Linked DNA regions of Homo sapiens: region 2 is linked to region 1. Evidence: chromatin loops called from intact Hi-C (ENCODE). Cell type or tissue: gastrocnemius medialis. All regions are shown on one strand. Each heading gives the region's core, and the rest is flanking DNA. Links, peaks and the distances in the headings are about the cores only.

Region 1 (10,959 bases), core at 3,323-8,322:
TGAAAGGTGCCCTGCAGAGTTTCATAGTTTCTTTACTATAGGATTCTTTATTACAGAACTTTTGAGTCTTCACTGTGCTAATGCACATCATGAATTTCTAAGGAGAGGATAGACTATGTAGGTTTAAAAACTTATCTGATCACAGAAACTCCGTTTTTGATTCAATGGTTACATCTCTTAGAATACTAGGATCCTGTAGAACACAATTTGGGAATCACTGTTGTCCAACATTATTGTTTTCTGAACATTTGACCTGGATAGGATGTTCTATGTATCTTCCTTGTAAGAGAGCACTTTGGTAAATGCATTTTTTTTTTGAGACGGAGTCTCACTCTGTCACCAGGTTGGAGTGCCGTGGCGCGATCTCAGCCCACTGCAACCTCTGCCTCCCGGGTTCAAGCGATTCTCCTGCCTTAGCCTCCCAGGTAGCTGGGACTACAGGTGCACGCCACCACCCCCAGCTAACTTTTGTATTTTTAGTAGAGATGGGGTTTCACCATGTTGGCCAGGATGGTCTCCATCTCTTGACCTTGTGATCCACCTGCCTCGGCCTCCCAAAGAGCTGGGATTACAGGCGTGAGCCACTGCACCCACCTGGTAAATGCATTTTCAATACAAAATTTTTGTAGAACAGCTATTTCTCTTCTCGGTTCTTTTCCTGATTGACAGAAAATTGACAGAAGTTTTAGTAGAGTCCTCAGGACATGGAAAACCCAAGGGATATATTTTATATTCCTGTTTTTTCTCCTCTTTTGGTGTAATTTGAGAACAGTGTGTATGTGTATGTATCTATACATACACACAGATTTACACATACATCTCTATCAGTATCTATATGTTATTAACACAAGAAAACAAAAGCCTCTGTATCTGAGCCCAAGTTACTTTGTAAAGCCGTCTCTTAATGTTTTTTTTTTTTTTTTTTTGAGACGGAGTCTCACTCTTTCGCCCAGGCTGGACTGCAGTGGCGCTATCCCGGCTCACTGCAAGCTCCGCCTCCTGAGTTCATGCCATTCTCCTGCCTCAGCCTCCCGAGTAGCTGGGATTACAGGTGCCCACCACCACGCCCGGCTAATTTTTTGTATTTTTAGTAGAGACGGGGTTTCACCGTGTTAGCCAGGATGGTCTCGATCTCCTGACCTCATAATCCGCCCGCCTCGGCCTCCCAAAGTGCTGGGATTACAGGCGTGAGCCACCACGCCTGGCCTCTTAATGTTTTAAGCTTGTATAATTAAAAAACGAACTTTTTCCTTCTATACTTAACATTTGCACTCTCCGTTTTCCAGAGCTGCTTGCTTCCTGTGATTGCCAGATGTATCTATAGGCCTGCAGTAACTTTCTGTGAGGTTTAAGGAACAGGCTTTTAGGCCTGTAGATAGAGCTTTCTGTTCAAGTTTCAGTCATAGGAGAGGCTGTCATAGAGGTCTTGAGAATGCTCTGAAATCGTTCTGGGAATACACTAAATCTCCCCATATGAAATTAGAGAATCGTTTTTCATTGCTTGCATTGTCCAGGTAATTAACCTGGTTCCTATGTGGGTCAAAGATATAAACTTAGCCCAAATAGCTTTAATATTTGTGTGGCTTAAAACAAAACTAAACAAAGTAAAACCATTATCTACACCCAACAGAATAGCACTTTCTTTGGGTAGCATGTGGATAGGAGAGTGGAGAGTAGCTAAGACAAGAAGCGACAGTTTCCTCTTTCACACTAGAATATCCTGTTGTGCTCTGTAGCATCAGACATCGATGAGTCATCAGTGATGCAGCTGGCCGAGATGGGTTTCCCGCTGGAAGCATGTCGCAAGGCTGTGTACTTCACTGGAAATATGGGCGCCGAGGTGGCCTTCAACTGGATCATTGTTCACATGGAAGAGCCAGGTAGGTGGCGAGAAAATGGAATGGCTTTGGAGTCTGATGTGACCCTCAGTGATGCTGAGTCCTGGTCCTTCCAAGGTCCCTGTGGATGTATCCCTAGAAAATGACTTTATAGTTCCTAATCTCCTGCAGTGGAGGAGAAAGCCAGTCTTTTTCTTCTTCTTTTTTTTTTTAAAAACAGCAGCTTTAGGCCAGGCGTGGGGGCTCATGCCTGTAATCCCAGCACTTTGGGAGGCCAAGGCAGGCGGATCACGAAGTCAAGAGATGAAGACCATCCTGGCCAACATAGTGAAACCCCATCTCTACTAAAGATACAAAAATTAGCTGGGCATGGTGGTGCGTACCTGTAGTCCCAGCTACTCAGGAGGCTGAGGCAGGAGAATCGCTTGAACGCAGGAGGCGGAGGCTGCAGTGAGCCAAGATTGCACCACTGCACTCTGGCCTGAGTGACAGAGCGAGACTCTGTCTCAAAAAAACAAACAAACAAAAAAACAACAAAAAAAACCCCAAACAGCTTTATTGAGATATAATTCATCCCTTTAAAGTGTATAAGTCAGTGGCAAAAAGACCAATAGAAAGATACGGGATATACTTCTAACTAAGCGATGATGAAAATTTGAAATGGAAACATGGGCATGAAGAAATGGAGGATGTTTAGTTAGCTTTTTCTTTTATCTACTTTATTAAGCTATAATGCATATATTCATCTGTTTAAAGTGTACATTTCAATGGTTTTTCATAAATTCACAGTTGTGTAACCATTACCACTATCAAATTTTAGAACATTTTGTACCCTTCAAAAGAAATCTCATACATAATAGCAGTCACTCCCCATTTTCCTGCTCACCCCAGCCCCTGGCAACCACGAATCTGTTTTCTGGATCAAGGGATTTGCCTGTTTTGGACATTTCATATAAATGGAGTCATATAATAAAAGGTCGTTTGTGTTTGGTTTCTATCACTTAGCATAGTGCTTTCAAGATTCATCTATGTTGTAGCATGTGTCAGTACTTCATTCCTTTTTACGGTAAAATAATAGTCTGTTGGGTCGGGTTTGGTGGCTTACGCCTGTAATCCCAGCACTTTGGAAGGCCAAGGCAGGAGGATCATTTGAGGTCAAGAGTTCAAGACCAGCCTGGCCAACATGGTGAAACCCCATCTCTATTAAAAATGCAAAAATTGTCTGGGCATGGTGGCGGGCACCTGGAGTCTCAGCTACTTGGGAGACTGAGGCAGGAGAATTGCTTGAGCCCAGGAGACGGAGGTTGCAGTGAGCTGAGATCACGCCACTGCCCTCCAGCCTGGGCAACAGAGTGAGACTCCATCTAAAATAATAATAATAATAACAATAATAATAGTCTATTTTATGGGTATACTATATTTTATTAATCTTTATCAGTTCATGGACATTTGGGTTATTTACATTTTTTGGCTTTTATGAACAATGCTGCTATAAACATTTTTTACAAGTTTTTGTGTGGATGGACATTTATTTTTACTTCTCTTGAGTGGAATTGCCATGTCATATGGTAACTCTATATTTAATTTTGAGGAACGACCAAACTGTTTTACACAGTGGCTGAACCATTTTACATTTCCACCAGTAATGAATGTGAGTTCCAATTTCTCCATATCATCACTAACCCTTATTATTATCTTTTTTATCATACCCATCCCAGTGGGTATGAAGTGGTATCTTGTGGTTTTGGTTTGCATTTTCCTAATGACTAATGATGTTGAACAACTTTTCGTATGTTTATTGACTGTATATCTTATTTGGAGATATGTCTATTCAAATTCTTTGCCCATTTCTAATGAAGTTATCCTTTTATTATTGAGTTCTAAGAGTTCTTTACAAATTCCAGATACGAGTTTCTATGAGATATATGATTTGTGTTTTCCCCCCCATTCTGGTGTTTTTTCACTTTCTTGATGGTATCCTTTGAAGCACAAACATTTTTAATTTTGATGATGTCCAATTTATCTTTTTTTTCTTTTATCACTTGTGCTTTTTGTGTTGTAAATAAGAAACCATTGCCTAATCCAATGGCAAAGACTTACTCCTGTGTTTTCTTCTAAGATTATTATAGTTTTAGCTCCTATATTTAGGTCAATGAGCCATTTTGAGTTAATTTTGTGTATGATGTGAGGTGAGGGTCTGACTTTATTCTTTTGTATGTGGATATCCAGTTGTCCCAGCATCATTTGTTGAAAATAATGTCCTTTCCCCACTGAATGGTCTTGTTGAAAATCAGTTAACCACAGGTATATGGTTTTATTTCTGGAATCTCAATTCTATTTAATCGATCCATATGTCTGCCTATATACCAGTACCAGACTGTCTTTTTTTTTGAGACAGAGCCTTGCTCTCTTGCCCAGGCTGGAGTGCAGTGGTGCAATCTCAGCTCACTGCAACCTCCGCCTCTTGGGTTCAAGCGATTCTTGTGCCTCAGCCTCCCAAGTAGCTGGATTACAGGTGTGCACCACCATGCCCTGCTAATTTTTGTATTTTTAGTAGAGACAGGATTTTGCCATGTTGGCCAGGCTGGCCACGAACTCCTGACCTCAGGCGATCCACTCGCCTTGGCCTCCCAAAGTGCTGGGATTACAGGCATGAGCCACTGCGCCTGGCCCAGACTGTCTTGATTATTATAACTTTGTAGAATCATGTTTTTCCTTGTTAGTGTTGTTTCAGGACAAAAAAAAAAAAAAAAAAAGGAAAAGACTTGGGTGTGGTTATTTTTCTCAGATTTTGCTGAGCCGCTGACCATGCCTGGTTATGGAGGGGCAGCTTCTGCTGGAGCCTCTGTTTTTGGTGCTTCTGGACTGGATAACCAACCTCCAGAGGAAATCGTAGCTATCATCACCTCCATGGGATTTCAGCGAAATCAGGCTATTCAGGCACTACGAGCAACGGTGAGCATGAGAGACTGTGTGTGTGTGTGTGTGTGTGTGTGTGTGTGAATTTATTTCTGTAGCAGTTGAGACTTTCCAATGTACTTTGATCATTTTGATTCATGTTTGATTCATCTAACTGTGAATCTCATCATAGCCCATAAAGATTTATTTGCATATTATAAATATAAAGCTAAAATGAATGATTTTCACACAGCGAATGAGATAAATAAATCTGGGGTAATATGAGCAAACTGAAAGAAACTTGATATCATCTTGAATGTTTGTTAACAGGGGGTCAGAAATTTGACTTGGAGGCTGCTTGTGGCCCTAGAGGAAAGAGGGATGCATGAAATTCCATGTTCAGTAAGAAGTCCTTTAGGAGATAGAATGCTTTTCTGATACCAAGACCTTGGGTAAATGTCTCTTAAAAGTCCTCATAGAAAACTGAATGGCTCCTTGGAATTCTCTGCTGCTGTTTCTCTCTGCAGAAAGAGAAGGTTCTTCTGGTAGCCATGAACTTCTTGATACCAAGAAACAAGGGACTCTGAAACTACAGGGTAGACAATTCCCTTCTGCAGTGCTGATATCTGTTTAATCTTGAGGGAAGGTACTTAAAAAACAAAACAAAACCCATCCTTCCTGGTCACACCATAATCCATTTTTGAGTAGATATCTGCTCTCAATTACTTCTTGCCTATCCTGATGGGGTGCCTGCTAGGATCCGTTGCTGAGGTCACAGTGGCTCTTGATTGTCTCATGAGGATGTGGCTAGGACAACCTGTCTCCCTTTAAGATGATTAAAATATCTCAACCAGAGTTTGTTTTACTTGGGGTACTTTCTTGTGCTCCACTCATTTTATTTGCCTGACTGTTTCATTAGAGGTTTTATATCTATACAAATTCTTTAACCTGCCAGAAATATCACAAGCTGAGAAAGATGGAAATATTTTTATGGTCAATTAGTTTGAAGTACATGGAGTTCAGTTTAAACAATTATACTTAACTAATCAGTGTTGTTGTCATTAATCAAGATATTAATCTTGTCTTTACTGGAATTCAAACATTTTACCAACATTCCAGGAGAGAAGGCTCTAACATAATACCACACTGGCATCCCTCTATTGTTCAGTTATCTGCAGAAAATACAGTTGGTAGAGAAGGTAGTGTGTGCAATTAAAGTGGCTTTAGAAAGAGCTGCACTTAAACAAATGCCATACCCTTGGTTATTCCACACCTATTATTATCAGCATCTTCCTGCAGAAAAGCTGAGCTAACATTGATATAAACTTTGGAATGCTGATCTGCTGCTTAGAACTCTTTTCCAGTGAATCCAATTACAGATGTCAGCTGGGAGACTTGCAGAATGCCATGCCAACTGAACGTGCCTGTCATGCGGAGTCAGAGCTTCTTACTCAGTGGCACTTAGGACTAATTAATTCAGACCTCCTTCCCTATCTGCCTGACATCTAGTTGAAATGGTCAGGACATAGTGAGGCCTGAGGCTGCATGCATTGTAAAAACATCTGTTTCTTTTTTGTTGTTAGAATAATAACCTGGAAAGAGCACTGGATTGGATCTTTAGCCACCCTGAGTTTGAAGAAGACAGTGATTTTGTGATTGAGATGGAGAATAATGCCAATGCAAACATTATTTCTGAGGCCAAGCCCGAAGGACCTAGAGTCAAGGATGGATCTGGAAGTAAGTTCTTGCCTTAGAGGCTGTCTGAGCAGTCAGAACTATACGTTCAGCTCATGCCCTTCCCTCCCACCACAACATAGTCAAGCCTTTGCCATCATTCAAAAGTTAGCACAGATCCCATCTTCTTCGTTTTTTTTTTTTTTCTTTTTTGAGACAGAGTCTCACACTGTTGCCAGGCTGGTGTGCTGTGGCGCGATCTCGGCTCACTGCAACCTCCGCCTCCCAGGTTCAAGCCATTCTCCTGCTTCAGCCTCCCGAGTAGCTGGGATTACAGGCATGTGCCACCACACCCAGCTAATTTTTGTATTTTTAGTAGAGACGGGGATTCACCATGTTGGCCTGGCTGGTCTTGATCTCCTGACCTCGTGATATGCCTGTCTCGGCCTCCCAAAGTGCTGGGATTACAGGCATGAGCCACCATGCCTGGCCAGATCCCATCTTCTTAGAAATGGTGCAGTTTGCCACTTTGCATAGGCCCCGGTGATCTGATAAAGTCATGTCAGAATCATGTTGCTTGGTCATGTTTGTGCCCAAGTTTAGGGCCAACTTTGATTTTGTCTGTTCCTTTGAGGTAAAATTTCTTCATGGACCATGGGAGCTTTTGTCAAAAAGAGAACATTTGTTTTCATGGTAGTGTTTTTTGAGTAGTAGCAAAGTGGTCTCATCCTTGATCATATCGTTACCCGTACCAACTACTAATAATATCCTGAAGGGGTGTCTCAGGATGACAGGAAGAGGCGCCATAGGCCGTTGTTCTGCCTTTTAATAGCAAACACTTATGTATGTCACTATGTGCCAGGCACTGTTCTAAGCACTTTGCATATCAACACTCATGTAATTCTCACTACAACTGATTTTACAGGTGAGAAAATATAAGCATAGAGAGCTTGGGTACCTTGCCAAAGGCCACACAGCTCTTAAGAGATGGAGCCAAGATTCAAACCCAGAATCCTTGTTCTTAACCTTTGTGATATCCTGTTTCTTGGGCTGTCATTGCCTGTAGAATAACATTCAGGCTCTTTAGCTTGGCATTCAGCACCTCCTCCAGTCAGATCCAGGCCACCTGGTCTCCCAGTGTCACTTCTATACTCCCTATACCTGCAGCTGAGATGCCTGGGACTGTAGCCACACTCTTAGCCTACTCAGCTGTCAACAACTCTCTTCTCACTTAACCTGCAGACTCAGGTTAACCCCTATTTGTGAAATGAGCCTTCTCTCCCATCACTGCACACTAAAATTCTCATCATTATTTAGAACTTGGCCACAGATTCCATTTCTCTGGACTGCCTTCCTAGATCCTTGTCATAATCAGCTCATGCTTACCTCATATGCTAGCAATAATTATACCAGTATGAAAAATACTCCCATTTGTGCCATCTTTAATCCTCACAGTAACCTTATGAGGTACATACCATTATTATCCCCATTTTACAGGTGAAGAACCTGAGATAGAGAAGGCTAAGTAATAGCTTGTCAAGGTCTCATAGCTAGTGATGGATAGAACCACAATTCCAGTGCAGGCAGTCTGCCTCCAGAGCCTGTGCCTGTAGCCACTGTAATGCATTGTTAGTTTTTTTTGGTTTTTTTTTTTTTTGAGACAGAGTCTCACTCCATCACCCAGGCTGGAGTGCAGTGGCACGATCTTGGCTCACTGCAACCTCCACCTCCCAGGTTCAAGCGATTCTCCTGCTTCAGCCTCCCGAGTAGCTGGAATTACAGGTTTGGGCCACCACGCTCCCTTGTTAGTTCTTCTGTTGTTGGAGGTATCAAGTTGATCTTGCAATAAAATTACTTCTGTAGGTATTTGTGTCTCCCATTTGACTAGGAGCTTGCCCAGGGCAGAGGCCATTTGGCTTTTATAAAACTCATGGTGTCTAGCATGGTGCTAGACACATAGAAAGTACTGAGTAAATAACAGTTGTATTTAACTAAATCTACACTAGCAGCATTTGTTCCTATAATCATATAGTGGCAGATTTACTCATTAATGTTCTTTCCAGACCTAACATGTACGTATTCATATACAGATAGAAAGAGACGGTGGGAGGGAACTGTCTTCTTCTTTTTTTTAATATAAAATAGGAATTTCATCACTGAAACTGTTTCAATGCCAACTGGATAAGAAAGGATGAGATGTCGTTCTCCCAATTTCCATACTCATTTAAAGTATCTGGTATTACTTTTCAGAAATTACTAGCTTGCCTAAAATATTTAAAGCTGTAACAGACAGGTTACTCAATAATGTATGAGCAGGATTTATCACTTATTACACATCCATCAGTTCACTGCTTCATTGATTTTCCATAATGGGCATTTCCTTGGAGAGGATGAGTCCCTGCGGAAGGAATTAACCACAAGATGGGGCTGTTGTAAAGCTGCCAAGGTTTGGCTGCAGAGGGAAGGCGGGTCTGATCTTTAGGGTTTCCTTTCTTCTGATGGAGCTCGGAGGCAGCAGCCACTCTCTCACAGATGGTCAGTAATGATAAAGAACAGCCACATCATCTCCTCAGGGCTTACTCTACCTCAGAGTGATCTGTAGATATTCCTGCCACTGCTGGATTTTGAGGTGCATCCTTGAATAGGATGCTGCCAGGTACCCTTTAAGGCACTATGGGTCAACCAAGGGATTGAGGGTGAGAGTAGCGAAGGAGCACTATGAGATGCACTTAGAAATCGCATGCAAGATATGCAGGATATAAAGGCAGTAGTAGATGAAACATTTAATTATGAAGACAGAAAACAGAAACCTAATTTGCCAAATGCATTTTGAGTTTGATTTTACAGAACCACAAATGTTTTCAAAGTAGCTTCCCCAGCACTGTGCCTGGCCCATGGTGAGTGATCAGCAAATAACTGATTGAATGAAGAATTAAGTGAATGCCAGGAGGTAATAGACTTTGATAGCATTTTTGCTGCTTCCACAAAGTTCTATATAGAGGGGTTGGCAGTATACTACTATGTTACATTGCATGAATCAAAGGGAGGGGAAAACATGACTTCCTGTACTTTACTATATTAGCACACAAACTCATATTGTGAGTTGTTGCTTTCTTTTTCCTTTGTAAAAAAATTAACACTTATATTGAAGGATATATATTAATTTTAGCAACTTAAGGAAATATAGATATATGAAAAGACAAAATTAAAAATTACAATCTTACTCCCCGGCAATAATGACAAAATAATGTTTTGTTTATATTCTCTAGACCTTTTTAGACAAATGTATAAAAATGAATATAAATCTAAGGTTGTTTAAATATAACATTCTATTCTATATATACATTGCTATTTTGTGACTTGCTTTTCCTTTAATGTAATTAACATGTGATTAACATGTGATGAGGCTATGATTAGCCTGTGAGTTATGTAGGTGTACATGTATATACATCTATATTGTTGAACATATATTAACAATATTCTATTATAAACATGTACCATAGTTTATATACCTAATTCTAGGTTAATTAGGTATCATTTAAATAAAAGACCACATTATTACAGAAAGAGTTTCAAATAATGAAGATATTTCCACATTCAGAAGATGACCACTATGATTTTTAAATAATGAGGTTTTTTTGAGACAGAGTTTTGCTCTGTTCCCCAGGCTGGAGTGCAGTGGCATGATCTTGGCTCATTGCAGCCTTTGCCTCCTGGGTTCAAGTGATTCTCATGCCTCAGCCTCTCGAGTAACTGGCATTACAGGCATGCACCATCATACCTGGCTAATTTTTTGTATTTTTAGTAGAGACGGAATTTCGCCATGTTGCCCAGGCTGGTCTCCAACTCCTGAGCTCAGGCAGTCTGCCCACCTCTGCCTCTCGAAGTGTTAGGATTACAGGTGTGAGCCACTGCGCCTGGCCAAATAATGAGTTTCTTAAAGGATGAATTCAATTCACAGAAGTACAGCATATGCCTAATGTAATCCCTATCCAGGGAATAAAAGCTTGTTCAGCATTTTCCTCCTTCCATCCCTTCCTTCTTTCCTTCTTCTACTAAAAATAATATTGTGATAAACAGCCTTGGGCCTTCATTTGATTATTTGTTAAGGGAAGTTTCTGGAAGGGAAGTTTGTGAGTGAAAAATACATATTTTTAAGGTTTTAATGCAGATTACCATCACGTGACTCTCCACAAACACAGCAGGGGGCCACATCCTGGTCACACTGGTGACTTTCCGGTTTCCCCAACGTTCCCCAGCAGTGCTTTTGGTTGAGTGCTTTTTATATTTTTTGTATCTTTATTGCCTAGTTATTTTTCTTCTCGTGTTAACAGCTTATTTCCTTTGGCCAGTTTCCCACTTTTATTGAGGTTGTCAGCTTTCTTTTATTGATTTTTATGAGAGTTTCATGTACTGTAGATTAGTTTGGGAATACCTGATCACTTTACAATATTGAGTTTTTCTAGCCAGAAACATATGCTTCTCCTTTGATTTATTCGCCCCTTTTCTAACTCTTGCAAAGCTGTATGGTTTTCTTCATAAATATGCT
Region 2 (10,959 bases), core at 2,084-7,083, 70 kb before region 1:
CTGGTCTGGAACTCCTGAGCTCAAGCGATCCAACTGCCTCGGCTGGGATTTCAGGCGTGAACCACTGCACCCGGCCAATTTTTTGCTGACTTTCAATAGCTGGCTCTTGCAGTGACTCACGCCTGTATTCCCAGCACGTTGGGAGGCTGAGGCAGGAGGATTGCTTGAACCTAGGAGTTTGAGATCAGCCTGGGTAACATAAAAAGGCCCTGTCGTTACCAAAAAATTAAAAAATTAGCCGGGTATAGTGGTGTGTGTCTGTAGTCTCAGTGACTTGGGAGGCTGAGGCAGGAGGATCACTTGAGCCCAGGAAGTTGAGGCTGTAGTGAGCTATGATTGCCACTGCACTCCAGCCTGGGTGACAGAGCGGGATCCTGTCTTTAAAAAAAAAAAAAAAAAGAAGTCAATTTTTTTCTTTTTATTTCTAAAATTAGCCAAACTACAGACTTCATTCAGATTTCATAATTTTTCTCCCGCTCATGTCCTTTCTTTGTTACAAGATATGATCCAGGGTTCCGCATTGTATTCAGTTGTCATGTTTCTTTAATCCTTTCCAGACTCTGATCATTCTTCAGTTTTTCTTTGTCTTTAATAATTGTGACACTTTTGAAGAGTGCTGGTCAGTTATTTTGTAGACTAGACCTCAGTTTGGCTTTATCTGATGTTTTCTCATGAAAAATGTGAAGTATGTACGTATGCATTTTTGGAAAGAATCCTACAGAGATAGTGTGCCCTTCTTAGTGCATGGTATCAGGGGTACATGATGTTAACATGTTGTCATACTGGTCATGCTGAACTTGATCATTGTTAAGGTAGTGTCTGCTGGGTTTCTTCACTGTAAAGTTATAGTGTAATTAAGAAATATTTTGAGAGTGATACTTTGAGACTGTGCTAAATATTTTGTTTCTCCTCAAAGTTTTGCTCACTAATTTTAGCATCAGTGGACCTTGCCTGCAATAATGATGGCTCTAGTGTTTGACTAATGGTGATTTGAAAATTTCCCTTATTGGAAGGGCCAGTTTTGTTTATGCAAGTGACTACTGATTTCTATATCATATAATTATGGTCATATTAAGCTTCTGATATGGTTTTCTCAAGCGAAAAAGTGGTTTGATAATATTTGACCAAACAAGTTTATGTGCCTAAATGCCTCAGATTATTGTTTGAAAGGATTTGCAAAATTGTTTCCATAGTATGATTTCATTTTTGTAAAAAAATCCTATACATACATATACATATGTATATACAGATATAGACATGTATATGTATGTATGCATGCATGTATGAATGTATATCTGTGTGTGTGCACACACTTCTACACACACATACACATGTGTACATATATAACTGGGAGATCAGAAGAGTCTGGAAGAATACTCCAAACTGTTAATAGTAGCTCTTTCCCGGTAATAGAATGGAAGTGATTCTGATTTTCATCTTTTTGCTTCTCTATATTTAAACTTTTTCTGTAACAAACATGTTACTGTGATGAAAAGACACATGAATTATTTGAAAAGTGAAGCCATTGAAAACTGTTGTGGAGCTGAGTTTCTTTCCTGGTTTGATTCTCAGTTACTCTGTGCTGGATCCAACCTTGCTGTCTTCTCCTGCTTCTCAGCTCATGCTTTTCTGTACGAGGCTTATCTGCAGTTGGTTCTTCTACCTTGGCCAATCTTCCTTACTTCTCAACCTGTCTTTGGACCACAACCCAGTTTAACCAACTAAACCCAAACCAAGCTAGCATGAACCCCAAAGCTGAAATTATTGAATATCTTCTGATGCTTTGGTTATTAGTCTTCCAGCACCTTTGCACTAATATAGATCATATGATTTCATTTGAATTAAGTAACGTCAGCAGGTTCTTCTTGAAGGCAGAACTAACTAAACATTTCGACTTACCATTGTTAATTTTTATTATTTTCTTTGGTTGAATGAAGAAGTTAGCTGACCTTGGCCTTTAATTTTTGTGTCTTCTTTTCATAAGACCTGGAGGTTTGATTTTTTTCTAGTGATTATTTTGGTTGTAGAGGATATTGTCAGGAAACTGTTTTAGAAATTAATTTGAAAGTTAGCACTGAGGTTTTGTGCTTCAAACTGTGTGGACCCCTTCCTTCCATTCTTCCGTAGGGGACTACCTACCATTTTGTTTCAGTGAGGCTTTTTCTACAGGTTATTCTCTGTATTCAGGCAAGATTTCATATCTTAGAAAACCACAAGGTGCATATAGAACTCACAGCCCCAAAAAAGTGTTCTATGACTATATTAATTTAAAAATGAATGCCATTAGCCCCACATTCCATTTCTCCCTATTGTTTTATATCCAGGTTCTTTACAAATTTACCTCCGTCATCCCAGTAGGAGTTCTTTCTTTTTCGGTTTTTGAGACAGGAACTCATTCTGTTGCCCAGGCTGGAGTGCAGTGCCACAATCATAGCTCCCTGCAGCCTCACCCTGCCAGGCTCAAGTGATCCTCATGCCTCAGCCTCCCAAGTAGCTGGGACTACAGGCACACACCACCACACATGGTTAATTAAAAAAAATTTTTTTTAAAGTGATGGGGTCTCACTGTGTTGCCCAGGCTGGTCTTGAACTTCTATGCTCAAGCAATCTTCTGACCTCAGTCTCCCAAAGTGCTGGGATTACATGTGTGAGCTGCTGTGCCTGGCCAGGAAGTTATTTTTTACAGGAATTCATTTTTTGCAAGTTCTGATTTAAAGCCCCCTCAACTGATGCTTCTCATCTCCTAGGAACAGGCACTTTTCTCTTGTCACATTGGTCCCAGCCCTGAGTTAATGTGACCTATAAATTAATTTCAGTGATGGGCTGTGTATTAGGGTTACATCTGGTTTATGTAACGGTAAATTTAAAACACTAGTAACTTTGTTTATTTATTTATTTATTTATTTGAGCCGGAGTCTTGCTCTGTCACCCAGGTTGGTGTGTAGTGGTGTGATGTCGGCTCACTGCAATATCCGCCCTCCGAGTTCAAGCAATTCTCCTGCCTCAGCCTCCCGAGTAGCTGGGATTACAGGTGCCCACCACCATGCCCAGCTAATTTTTGTATTTTTTTTTTTGTAGAGACGAGGTTTCACCATGTTGGTCAGGCTGGTCTCGAACTCCTGACCTCAGGTGGTCTGCCCACCTTGGCCTCCCAAAGTGCTGGGATTACAGGCGTGAACCACCACACCTGGCCTATTTATTTTTGAGACAGCATCTCACTGTGTCACTCAGGCTGGAGTGCAGTGGCATAATCATGGACACTGCAGACTCGGCCTCCTGTAGGGCTCAAGTGAACCTCCCACCTCAGCCTCCCAAGTAGCTGGGACCACAGGCATGCGCCACCATGCCTGGCTAATTTTTGTATTTTTCTGTGAAGACAGGGTTCTGCCATGTTGCCCAGGCTGGTCTCAAACTCCGGGGCTCAAGTGATCTGCCTGCCTTGGCCTCCCAGAATGCTGGGATTACAGATGTGAGCCACTGTGCCCGGCCGATTCTGGTAACTTTAAACAAGATAGATGCTTATTTTGCTGTCATGTAGAGGATGTTGGGAAACAGTAAGTGTGGTGATGTGATGGCCTCATGTTCACCAGGGATCTAGGCTCTTCCCATATTCCTGCTTCACCCTCCATCCTGGCCCATGATTTCCAACCTCATGGTCACCTTACGGTCCAAAATGGCTACTGGAACTCCAACCATCACATCCTGATTCTGGAAAGCATGAAAGAGGAAAGGGGAGGCCGGGCGCGGTGGCTCATGCCTGTAATCTCAGCACTTTGGGAGGCCAAGGTGGGTGGATCACCTGAGGTCAGGAGTTCGGCAGCCTGGCCAACGTGGTGAAACCCTGTCTCTACTAAAAATACAAAAAATTAGCTGGGCATGGTGGCACATGACTGTAATCCCAGCTATTTGTGAGGCTGAGGCAGGAGAATTGCTTGAACCTGGGAGGCGGAGGTTGCAGTGAGCTGAGATCGCACCATTGCACTCCAGCCTGGGCAAAGAGTGAAACTCCATCTCAAAAAAAAAAAAAAAAAAAAAAAAGAAACAAAGAAAAGAGGAGAAAGAGGAAGGACAAAATAGTCTAATCTCCCAGCAGAGTCACCTTGCCTTTGTCAGCCTTCTCATAGAGCCCCCAATCAGTTTACGCCTCTCTGGCAGAACTTGGTCACGTGGCCACATCTAGCTGCACAGGAGACTGGAAAATAAAGCCCACCAGCGGGCTCCGCTGAGTAAAGTTGGGGTCTCTTATTAGGAAGAAGGGGACAGTGGGTATTGGGAGGCAGCTAGTAGCCTCTGCCACAGACTCTTTCCCTCAAAGGGATGCTGGGATTGTTTCCTCATGGAGAGGAAGATAACTCAGAGCTCTCTTGCAGTTTCTCTGTTATTTTTTGGCTAGGAAGTACTATTTCACTGGTACTGAAATGAAATTATGATGCTCCTTCTTCGGCTTCATGAAGCAGATGTAGGTGGCCAATGCTTTATCTTGGGTGGAGGTGTTTTATTCCCATTCATTTGATGACTTTGTGAATAATTCCTTTTCCATCAGCTCAACAGTGACATTGAAACCATTGAATCATTTGGTTACAACCTGCAATTGACTTTACAAGGGAAGCTGAGGCCACTGGCTGGTGCCAAAAGGCTTCCTGGTGTCCTGAGCAGCACCCTGCCTCTCAGTGGTCAAATCACTTTCCCTCCATATTACTTTGATGTTCATTCAAGTGAAATGACCTCAGTACTAGCTTTTGCTGCTATTTTTTTTTTTTTAACTAGCAACGACAATTATTGGTAATTGAAAAATCATTTAAATTCTATACTTTTAAAACATTTAGGATTAAAATTTTTTTTCAATATGTACCTCATGGGTAAAGCTTAAAATTGAGAAGTTATAAAGGGCTCCTCAGTGAAAATTAAGTTTTTTTCCCCTCCCTTCCCTGTATCCTAGCCACTTGGTTACTGCCTCCAGAGACAAATTTTCTGTGTGTACATCTTTGTATATATTGTGTATTCTCTCAGCGATTGTCTATACATAAGTAATGCTTTTAGATTTCTTTTTTCTGTAGTCCCTAGGGAGCCATTAACCCTTCGGCTCCCAAACTGTGTTCTGAGGCACCCTGGAGTGCTACAGTGAGCTCACCAGGGCACTGAAGGATATTTTAAGTCTCTGAGGGAACATATTGGTGCTCAAACATTGCATGAACTAAACACAGTGTAGTTTTACTATTAGGTTACCCTGTATTCCTTCCAATAACTCCATATCTTTGTAAAGCTGGAGTTTTTTTTAGTGGTTTCTGTGGTAAAAGTCAAGCACCATGTGAAAATCAATGTGAAATAGGAAATAAGGGTGGCAGTGGCTGATCCGATTCAGGGAAGTTGTGCATTGCCCAACAGCTGAACACATCCCATTAGTGAAGGACTGGGGCTATTTCAGAGTAAAATATTTTTTCTTTCAACTTATACGTATTTTTTGCTAATGGTTAGTTGTTAGAACATAAATACTTAACCAAGTTTTTTTGATCTAACTACTAAATAAACAGAGCCATTAGGCATTTTTTTTTTTTTTTTTTTGAGATGGAGTCTTGCTCTTGTTGCCCAGGCTGGAGTGCAATGGCATGATCTTGGCTCACCGCAACCTCCGCCTCCCGGGTTCAAGCGATTCTCCTGCATTAGCCTCCTGAGTAGCTGGGATTACAGGCGCTGGCCACCACACCTGGCTAATTTTTTTGTATTTTTAGTAGAGACGGGGTTTCGCCATGTTGGCAAAACCTGACCTCGAACTCCTGACCTCGTGATCTGCCCACCTTGGCCTCCTAAAGTGCTGGGATTACAGGCGTGAGCCACTGCGCCTGGCCAGGCATTTCTTTTGGCTTAGGGTTGCTGTGAAAAAAATTGCTGGGATGCTTAGGGGTGCTGTGAACTGGGAGAGTTCAGCTAGAAAGGGACACTATTAGGTTGTGTTGTAGAAAGATAACTTGGAAAAATATGAAAGTTGGTGAGTTTGGGGTATAAGCTGATATGAAGGAGATAGTAGAGAAGCGAGGAGGTAAGGGAGTTCTGGATCCTTCAAGAAATACCCTATGGCTCATAATGTGATTCTGCCCTAATTCCATATATATATATTTTACAATAAAGCTACAGATATGCATAGATATATAAATAACTGGTAATGCATTTAATTTAAAAAATACCATATGTTTGATACATCATAAAAAACAGTGTTAAATATTTACATCTTTATGGAGTCTGTCCTAGTTTTCACAAATAGGTGTAAAGGAGTTCAGTTCTCTGTGTCTGAAAGTGGAACTTCCAAGGAGCCACCACTTCACCTCAGAAAACTTAAATTCCACTTTTTTTTGGCTTAGACCAGGTGTTTAAACTTGTTAAGGAATAGATTGAAAACAGAAAATTTGTGCAAAGTTTCGCTAATGGGCCTGTTCAGAAAGTTCATCTGCCCCTCTGATAACCAGAAGGTTCTAATAAACTACATTTTGCTATTTCTTTCTGAAGTGGGTAAAATAATATGTTCTTTTGAAGGTAAATAGTTGGTTAGATTTTGCAGCCCTTGGACAGATCGCTTACCTCCAACAATTAAAGTTAATATGGTCAGGGTGAGAGAACACTGACCTGGGAATCAGAGCCCTGGCTTTGTGTAGGGACCCATTCTTTCCTTCACTGTCCTTCATAGCTTAGGCATCTTGGGGAAATGGGTAGTCCTAGCCACTTCTCCCAGGGATCTGGGAGGATCATCAAAGCAGAGTTTATATTTATTTATTTATTTTTAAACTTAGAGAAGGCTTTCTTGGGTATTGCCACTTAATAGCCACAATAGAAGGTAGCAGCTGGGGAGAAGTTGGGGGTCCCTAGGGTATGATTACTCTGTAGCTTCTTCAACTAAATATTTTTGGGGTGATGAGACATGATTTAGAGATGTGGAAATTTTAGGTTATACTTAGGGCTGTGGGGTCATATGTGTTCAAGAGGAACCTTAGATTTGTCCCCTGAAATCAGAATGTATGTTACCTCTGATGGACTTTTCCCTAATTTGGATTAAGTTTTTTGGGAAAGATCATGCCCCTCTTCCATTCCATTGAATTAAAAGTAAAAGTAAACTTAAACTAAGTGTAAAGAAGCACAACAAAGTTCTGCTTTTCTGCATGACAGCAGTCTTGCTTCCTCTTAAACATCTGAGTCGCCAATTAAAATACAATGCAACTCTTTTGATATTCTTGTTTTGCTGTTGTTTTTAGCATGTTGATGTTGTTGACTTCCTGAAGTCCCCATTCACAGACATTTACAGGGTGTGTAGTGTGTGCCAGGCACAGTACAGGGGCTAGGAACATAGGAGGTAAGACTCATTTCCGGCTCTCTGAGCTGACAGTCTAGAAGAATTTGAAGGTGATAACTTCTGAATACTCAGATTTCACAGAAGATCCCCACATGGTACCATGGTCTTGCAGCCAAAGGGAAGGGAAGGCACTTTTGGTTGTGTTAGTTGTCAGGAATAGGGAGAAAGTGATGATGATGATGGTGATGGCAGATATTGTTTGTGGAGTCCCCTAGTACCTACCAGATCCTGTACTAGGGTGCCTTAAAACTTTATCTTGTTTAATCCACTTAACAGTCTTGTGGGGTAGATAATATCTATGGTTTACAAGAAGAATGAACTTAGAAACAAATTTTCTAGGGTTACATAGCTAGTAAATGCCAGAGTGGGGTTTTTTTTTTTCTTGTATTATATTTATGCCAGGTAAGATTTGAATTAACTTTAAATGAGCATGTTTTCTGTGGAAAGGAGACAGATAATATCTTGTATGAGCTGAATCTGCACACATAAACACAAGATTTATGCCCTGGTTACTTAAAATTGTTATATATACAATATTATAATAAAGAAAAATTTAAGAATAAAGTTCACTCACTCTATTTCCATTTGTTTAGGTTTCTTTCTCATTTTTGTCTATGAGCATAATATAAAGTCTTTACAGTGAAGATGAATTTTGTGTTTTTAGCATTAACATAGCATAAACATTTTCTGTTCCTACATAGTCTAAATAACTATGATTTAAATAATATTCTATTGGGTTGAATACTATTTTTTTTTTTTTTCTGAGATGGAGTCTTGCTCTGTTGCTCAGGCTAGAGTGCAGTGGTGCAATCTCGGCTCACTGCAACCTCCTCCTCCTGGGTTTAAGCAATTCCCTGCCTCATCCTCCTGAGTAGCTGGGATTACAGGTGCGTGCCACCACACCCGGCTAATTTTTGTATTTTGAGTAGAGACAGGGTTTCACCATCTTGGCCAGGCTGGTCTTGAACTCCTGACCTCGTGATCCACCTGCCTCGGCCTTCCAAAGTACTGGATTATAGGTGTGAGCCACCATGCCTGGCCGGGTTGAATACCTTTTTTTATTAAACATTTAGATTCCAACTTAAAAAAATATAAATATTGAAGCATTCACATTTTCATAATATATAGAATCTTTCTTTGAATTATATCCTTTAAATTAATGCCTGTACTTACTAATTAAACTTCTTTAATATTACATTTTGTCAAATGAACCTCACTTCTATTGCTACCTAGTAATGTTTGGTTTGGTTCTTTATTTTGGTATTTCTGACTCTTACAATTTAGAATCTTTTATTAAAACATTGAAACCAGGCGTGGTGATTCACGCCTTTAATCCCAGCATTTTGAGATGCTGAGGTGGGGGGATTGCTTGAGGCAAGGTATTTGAGACTGGCCTGAGCCACATAGTGAGATCCTGTTTTTACAAAAGATAAAAAAAATTAGCCAAGCCTGGCAGTCCTAGCTTCTCAGGAGGGTGAGGTGGGAGGATAGCTAGAGCTTGGGAGTTTGATGTTGTAGTAAGCTATGATCACACCAGTGGACTCAAGTCTTGGCAACAGAGTGACACCCTGCCTCAAAAAAAAAAAAAAAGCTTAGATTGCATTTTAGCTGTATCTTATTTATTTTATTTATTTATTTATTTATTTATTTATTTATTTATTTATTTTTACTACAAACTGCCCTACCTTTGGGAATTTAAGAGCAGAGCTGTACACAAACATATACTAGGTTTTTGATTGAAAACATACAAGGTAATAACAGAATCTAGATCCTTTGGTTCTCAGGTGGGTGCTCCATTAAGTAAAATAACTTTCTTCTGTCTATAGAGCCTATGTTTCTGTGTGTGTTCATGGGCCTGTTCATGTGTAGGTTTGTGTGCATGTGAGTGGAATAGCTAGCTCTTTGTCACCATAGTTCCAAGCATAAATATACAAACATGATCTGGGATGCTGGCATCCCTGTGAAAGTGATGCTGAAATGTCCATATACATATTGTGACAAGACATTTCCCTGAGCCTTCGTTTAACCTTTACCAGAGATGAACCAAGCAAAGAGGGGACGACCTGATAGGTAACAGGCTAGAGGAGCTCATCTTCCTTACTGAGAATTCTCCACAGCTGAGGACAATATGACTACTCACATTATAGGGCTTCCACCTCGGATCTACTAGGCAATAACTCAACACTTTAAGAGAGGGAGAGGGAGAGAGCAAGAGGGAGATTTTGTTTTTAAATAATAGCTAACATTTATTGACTACCTATTATATGCCAAGCCTCTTGTTCTCGTTTATCTCCTGTATAAACTATGTGAGATACATGCTATTATCTTCATGCTATAAATGAGAAAACTAAGGCTTAGAGAGTTTATGACTTGCCCAAAGTAACATTAAGTTTTGGAGCTAGTCTTGAACCTAAGTTTGTCAACTCTAAAACCATACTTCCATATTATGATGTTGCAAAAAAAAACCCCAAGAAACCAAACAACCATTCCAGCCTATTGTTGTGAAATCAGGAACCAGGTACCTGACACATCGTAATTACCAATCCTTGCCTTTTTAAGAGTTTCTAAGAAATTTTCTTTCTGAGAAATTCCTTCTGAGAATTGAGTATCTTGCACATTTGTCTATTTTAACTGTAAAGCTTTATGAAATGGCTCAGTCTTCATACATCAGTCACTGATACATAAGTATTCATAACTTGATGGAAAGGCCTGCTATTGGTGGTTGAGGACAGATGGACGGCCCTGTCAGAGGAGAAAGTTGTAAATGTCACACCCTTGGTATTTCATCATCACCTTGGATTTCTGGCTTTTCCAGTGAGTGCTGCCATAGTGTGGGATATTATTTTCCTCACTTCTTGTTCTTTGTTTTTGTTTTCTCCTCAGATCTAGATACTGATGACGATTTAAATAGCGACGATTATGAATATGAAGATGAAGCCAAACTTGTTATATTCCCAGATCACTATGAAATAGCACTACCAAATATTGAGGAGTTACCAGCCCTGGTCAGTGAGTGTGCACGGCTGCTAGCTAGATGCGCATGGCTCTGTGTCAGGTGTGTGTGCGTGTGCGATGTGTGTGTGCGGGGGTGGGGTGGGGTGGGAAAAGCCGGTTGAATGAGAGAAGAGGATGAAAATGAGCATGAACACGCACATACCTCTTCTCTTCTGTGACAGGAGTCTTGCCGGCTTACATTTCAGTAGTGCTGGGCCTTTTGCTGTCTCTTACTTCAAGTGCTGTTAGGGCTTTGTTGCTCATTAGCTGGTCTCTTCCAGGTTGGGCTGGCTTCTTGCCTCCTAAATCACAATCTGTTCCTTAGATTTTCAAACTCTGCACCCCAGATCTACAGGGACTGCTGGAGAGGGACTCTTTTCTGATCAGAAGGATAACAGTCTTTTTATCATGTTTATTATGTTGGCCTTCCATGTAACATTTTGTTTGGAAAAAAATAGAAGTGCTCCACTGCTGAAACAATAGCGACGCAGTTACAAAAAGAACAAAGCATTTACAAACTACAGATCTGCGGGAGCTCTGGGATTAAGTGAACCTTCTTTTCAGTTTTACTCCCTATGTGAACTAAGACTACTTCCTAGGTTTTAGATATTTTTAGCTGTGAGCTT

Evidence for each region. A loop is a pair of places that touch in the nucleus more often than their neighbours do. Peaks named below come from ENCODE experiments on the same cell type or tissue, not always from the same donor. Only the 100,000 strongest peaks of a DNase experiment are listed, where the experiment ranks them.
Region 2: a loop joins it to region 1, with 8 times the contacts of the local background. A loop is called at or near these places in 1 of 110 quality-filtered maps.

Annotation. Positions count from the first base shown.
Region 1 is chr3:179,759,376-179,770,334 of GRCh38, forward strand. USP13 (ubiquitin specific peptidase 13) reads left to right here. Exons shown (of 21, transcript NM_003940.3): 17 at 1,737-1,880; 18 at 4,627-4,793; 19 at 6,320-6,473. Among named protein-coding and RNA genes, the nearest start is that of USP13, 110 kb to the left of the region's middle. In gastrocnemius medialis, for the core only: no CTCF peak of the experiment used is centred there; no DNase peak of the experiment used is centred there.
Region 2 is chr3:179,690,786-179,701,744 of GRCh38, forward strand. USP13 (ubiquitin specific peptidase 13) reads left to right here. Exons shown (of 21, transcript NM_003940.3): 4 at 10,223-10,344. Among named protein-coding and RNA genes, the nearest start is that of USP13, 43 kb to the left of the region's middle. In gastrocnemius medialis, for the core only: no CTCF peak of the experiment used is centred there; no DNase peak of the experiment used is centred there; H3K27ac peaks cover 3,383 bases.